2 separate regions of the Homo sapiens genome follow, and region 2 is linked to region 1. The links are chromatin loops, found by intact Hi-C in ENCODE. Cell type or tissue: K562. All regions are shown on one strand. Links, peaks and the distances in the headings refer to the core of each region. The heading gives the core; the rest is flanking DNA.

The links. Hi-C counts contacts between places; a loop is a spot of excess contacts. Peaks named below come from ENCODE experiments on the same cell type or tissue, not always from the same donor. Only the 100,000 strongest peaks of a DNase experiment are listed, where the experiment ranks them.
Region 2: it touches region 1 in a loop (2.8-fold over the local background); 12 of 110 quality-filtered maps call a loop at or near these places.

Annotation. Positions count from the first base shown.
Region 1 is chr10:35,251,150-35,253,967 of GRCh38, reverse strand. It overlaps a transcript of CCNY not described here. Among named protein-coding and RNA genes, the nearest start is that of LINC02634, 7.9 kb to the right of the region's middle. In K562, for the core only: a CTCF peak has its summit at 1,267; no DNase peak of the experiment used is centred there.
Region 2 is chr10:35,330,834-35,333,651 of GRCh38, reverse strand. The region is part of intron 2 of CCNY-AS1 (CCNY antisense RNA 1); the gene reads left to right. It also overlaps a transcript of CCNY not described here. Among named protein-coding and RNA genes, the nearest start is that of CCNY-AS1, 4.2 kb to the left of the region's middle. RefSeq lists an enhancer at 1,117-1,411. In K562, for the core only: no CTCF peak of the experiment used is centred there; a DNase peak (open chromatin) is centred at 1,302.

The DNA of each region.
Region 1 (2,818 bases), core at 182-2,681:
GGAGGCAGAGGTTGCAGTGAGCCGAGATCACACCACTACACTCCAGCCTGGGCGACAGAGTGAGACTCCGTCTCAAAAAAAAAAAAAAAAAAACAGTTGCTCAAACAGTTGAGGATATTGAGAGCAACATCAATAGCCAATTTTAAAACAATGCAAATGATTTTGAGTGATTTTCCTTGGCTTCTAATGACTCAACAGGTATTTCCAACACTATTCAGTTGTTGTTTATTCAAGGAGTCAATGCCTGGTTTGAGTCACTGAATGTTAGCCTCTATGAATGGTCTACATGGAATAAATATAATTGAGAATATTTTCAGAGAACTCGAGAAAACACCATGAGATTCCCTCATGGGGAATCTACTAAGATGTGTTAAAATGGATAGTGATAAAAATCAGGTGTGGTGGCTCATGCCTGTAATCCCAATGCTTTAGGAGGTCAAGGTGGGAGGATGGCTTAAAGTCAGAAGTTCAAGACCAGCCTAGGCAACAAAGAGAGACTCCCCCCACAACACACCCATCTCTACAAAAAAAAAAAAAAAAAAAAAAAAAAAAATAGTGAGCATGCTGGTGCATGCCTGTAGTCACAGCTACACAGGAGGCTAGGGTAGGAGGCTCGCTTGAGCCCAGGAGCTGGATGCTATAGTGAGCTGTGATAGCACAACTGCACTCCAGCCTAGATGACAGAGTGAGATCCTATCCCAAAAAAAATTACGTGGAGAAGACAAAGGCCTAGTTTAACAAATTTACAAAGTTTTTTTAAAATTCAAGGTGTTGGAAGACTTCTTTGTATTCATTGTACTAGTCATCAACAGGTACATATGTGAAAAATATTTGACTCTATCATGTGTTATTCAACCAATAGTGTCAGCAGTGAACTTCATTTGTTCTCATGGACTTAATAGTGTTCAGTCCCGTGAATTTTTGTCATAAATAGAAGCAAATATCCTCATTTGCCCTATCACACAGCAGTTCGATGGTTTTGTAGTGGTAAAATTGTATGGAATATTTTTTTAACCTCATAGTTAAGATACAAATTTTTCTAAATGAGGACTTTCTGCGACCACTACAATTCTGAATGGCTTTGGAAAGTAGCTTCTGCTGCAGACTTGATAATGTTTCTTAATGAATTAAGACTCAAACTACAAGACGAAACAGAGGTTGTATACAAAACTGCTATTCAATAAAGTCATTTGGATGACAACAATGCAGTTGGAACCATAAGCAATATCAAGCCGCTTTATTTACTCCCTCTGCTGTCAAAAAGTAAAACAAGAAGCAAGATCTCCATCCAGTACAAATTTGCAGAGAATATATTTTCCAATACTGTTCCAGCAATATTTTTCATACCTCAATGCAAGTGCAAAGGATATTCTCATTTTTTTTTTTTTTTTTTTTTTTTTTTGAGACGGAGTCTTGCTCTGTCACCCAGGCTGGAGTGCAGTGGCGCGATCTCAGCTCACTGCAAGCTCCGCTTCCCAGGTTCACGCCATTCTCCTGCCTCAGCCTCCCGAGTAGCTGGGACTACAGGCGCCAGCCACCACGCCTGGCTAATTTTTTTGTATTTTTAGTAGAGACGGGGTTTCACCATGTTAGCCAGTTTGGCCCCAATCTCCTGACCTCGTCATCTGCCCACCTCGGCCTCCCAAAGTGCTGGGATTACAGGCCTGAGCCACCGCGCCCGGCCAGGATATTCTCATATTTCAAAACCCATTTAACTGTGCTGTTGAGGAGCCTCTACATAACCTTTGAGGGGAAATGATTAATCTGCAGTGTAGTAATGTGTTAAAAGGCAAATATCAAAGAAAGAATATAATAAAATTCTATAAATGCCCTCAAGCAATGAATATAGACAATTAAAATCTTATGCTAGGATTGATATCAGTGTCCAGCAGTATCTTGTGTGAAAAACACATTTCCTTGTTTTGTAAGTACCTATATAATACCTTAATTTGCCTGTTAGTCTACAAAGCCTATAAATATTTACTATCTTGTTCTTTGCAGAAAATAGAAAAGCACCTCCTCTAGAGGGCTGTAGGTGTCTGAAAGTTGCAGAAAAATGTCATTAAAAGTTGTGTTGAAGGCTGGCCACAGTGGCTGATGCCTGCAATCCTAGCAGTTTGGGCCGCCGAAACAGGCAGATCACTTGCACCCAGGGGTTCAAGACCAGCCCGGGCAACATAATGAAACTCCATCTCTACAAAAAGTACAAAAATTAACCAGGAGTGGTGGCTCATGCCTGTAGTCCCAGCTACTCGAGAGGTTGAGGTGGGAGGATCTCTTAAGCCCATGAGATCAAGGCTGCAGTGAGCTGTGATTGTACCACTGTCTTCCAGCCTGCATGACAGAGCGAGATCCCGTCTCAAAAAAAAAAAAAAAAAGTGACATTGAAGGATTGCTTGCTAGGGAAAGTTTGGTTAAGTATGAAGTCTAATTATTCCAATTTAGCAAACAAAACCTTATCTGCAGTCATGTTACTTTAATCAAAAATAAAAGTGCACCTGAAGCTACATCTTTCTACTACTATAAACCTAACATGAGCAATTTAGTTTCAGCAAACAACACCATCTGTCTCATCTGTGCTGCCAATTTTAATTTTTATTAGTTTTATAGTTTTGTTTGTATTTCATTTGTACATTTTGTATTGGATTCAGACACCAATAACACTAAGGAATTTAATATTATATTTGCTCATATGTATGTAACATTATATTTAAAATAGCCTTTATTTATTTTTGTCGAGATGTGGTTTCACTATATTGCCTGGGCTGGTCTCAAACTCCCCAGCTAAAGCAACCCTCCTGCCTCCACCTCCCAACGT
Region 2 (2,818 bases), core at 136-2,635, 80 kb before region 1:
CACTTTGATAAGTAAACCTATCTAAGATCAAAATACTGAGAAATGTCCTAATTGGGGATTTGAACCTGGTTCTAATTCCAAAGTCCAAGCTACATCCACCCCAACCTCCTACCTCCTATCTCCAAGACTTTGTGAGTAAAAAAACAAGTGTCACTTCTCTCCTTCTCTTTTTTCTGTCCTAAAGGAAGCTGGGAGCTAACCACTTAGGACTAGTACTAATCTTTCAGAGAAAGGGATGAGGGGAGCCTTGTTATTTCTGTGGGGTTCAGCTCTCAGACCAGAGTAAGACAGGCAACAAGGTTGAGGAGTAGCCATATGCAGAAATAACCTGTGTATCTAGCCACAGGATCTCCAACACTGTGTCACTCGGGAATCAAAATACAGAGACAGTTCCTCAATAGAGTGTGGATCTAGCCCAGAATGTGGACAAGGGGAGTGGAGAAGGGGAGAGGTACACACTGAGCATTGTAACAAGGCCTGTCCTCAAGCTTGAGGAGGATTAGGAAGATGGCTTGAGTCTGGGAGTAGGAGGCTGCAGTGAGCTATGATTGTACCACTGTACCCCAGCCTAGGTGACAGAGTGAGACCCTGTCTCTTAAAAGAAAAAAAAAATTGACCTGGATCTACTCATACCCACCCTGGTCTTTGAGCAGAAAGAATCATTTGGGAATTATTTTGTCTCATCTTTCTCCATGATCACTGTTGAAGAATTTGGTCACTGTAACCAGGTAAATATAAAACTCAGGTGGGCCGGGCGCGGTGGTTCACACCTGTAATCCCAGCAGTTTGGGAGGCTGAGGTGAGTGGATCACGAGGTCAGGAGATCAAGACCATCCTGGCTAACACAGTGAAACCCTGTCTCTATTAAAAATACAAAAAATTAGCCAGGCGTGGTGGTGGGCGCCTATAGCTCCAGCTGCTCGGGAGGCTGAGGCAGGAGAATGGTGTGAACCCGGGAGGTGGAGGTTGCAGTGAGCCGAGATCGTGCCACTGCACTCCAGCCTGGGTGACAGAGCAAGACTCCGTCTCAAAAAAAACTCAGATGAACTATAGCTAAGTCAGTGCTCTTGACACTTTTTTAGCAATAGTAGCTTTGTTTCTCACAGAAAAAACAAAATTTTCTGTGGAACCACACTATTTAAAACATAAGCAATATTAGTATCAACTTGTATAATTTATAGATCTACTGATAAAAACAATCAAGAATAGTCTACCTTAATTGAATCAGGAGGAGATAACTGCAGTCTTACATCAGCCATACTCGTATCCATGAAATATGAGTCAGTCATTTGCACAACTCCCTGAGTCACCTTCTGGAACACAGAAAACACTGAGCCAAGTTAGCCCAGGACCTGAACCTTTTGTGGAAAGGAAAATCTGTAGTGTCTCCTCAGAGTATGGCTGCCCTTTCACCTGGTAGTCAGTTTCTCATGACGGTTACTCGAGCATTTATAAGGCAGTTGTGAAATAACCAAGACATTCTGTGTGTTGTGCTACTGATGCTCCTCCTGTCACCGACCTCCTCTCCAAATGAGGCCTGCCTTTTGTCCTTGGTAGTAGGCAGTCCACAGTGTAACCAGCTACAGGGGAAGTATTTACTTTGATAGCCACTTGACCTTGATCAAGTCAGGTGACTCATTTCTGGATAACATTTTTGAGAGTATACTGAGCCAGGCACCTTGAGGATACGAAAGTGGATTATAGTTTCCATTCTGGAGAAACTCACAGTCCAGTAAGTTAAACAATCACAAGAACAAGTTTCCAGCAATGAGAGTGATTACAGCCACTGAGTGGTGAAATCTGAGAAATGCAAAGCCTGCCGCCTATAAATACCTACATTTATCGCCTGGGCATATACCTAAAATTCCACCATGAGAAATATATTTATATGAAATTAGAAACTACCCAGAAATTGTGCGTCCAAATAAAAATTCCCACAAGAAATAAGGATGGCTAATAGTTTTAAGTAGTAGTGTCAAGTCTTTTGGACCAGAGTAACTGCCAGGGACGTTGTGTTGAGGATTCTGAGGTCATGTTCCAGCTTAGCCGAGAAGGGAGCCACCATGAGGGAACGAGTGAGGGAGGGTAGCACTTGTGCCCCATATTTTTTCCTAAGTAAATCATTTGTTGATGGAATGCATGATGAAACAGGGACAGCCAGGGTCTCTGGCATCTGGGAGAAAGCCCACTTGGAAACTGATTTATCTACCTCACCACTGCAAGTTCACCATTTGTCCCCAGACTAAATGGCCTTAGGAAGCCCAGGCTCTGTCTTGTCGAACTCTACCTTCTTTATCCTTCCATACTTTTCAAGAAGAGAAATGGTATATATATGTGGGATCCTTGAGAACTAGGATGTACCTGTGAGCAGGCAAAGTGTAGCATCTAGCAGGGTCAGGCATAAGTTGGAAGTGAGAGAGGTGGCTACTGTGCTCCCCAATGGCTGTTCTCCCATCTCCCATAGTTTCAAGGCCTGTTTTGTGAGGAACAGCAGTATGCCCAGCTCAAAGATGACAGCTGGCCACAGGACTAAGTCTGGCCAATAAGATGTGAGTGGACGCTTCCAGAAAAGCTCTCTAAAGAGGCTACCTCTAGCCAGGCGCAGTGGCTCACGCCTGTAATCCTAGCACTTTGGGAGGCCAAGGCAGTGGATCACCTGAGGTCGAGAGTTCAAGACCAGCCTGGCCAACATGGCAAAACCCCGTCTCTACTAAACATACAAAAATTAGCCGGGCATGGCCGTGCCGCATGCCTGTAATCCCAGCTACTCAGGAGGCTGAGGAGGGAGAACTGCTTGAACCCAGGAGGTGGAGGTTTG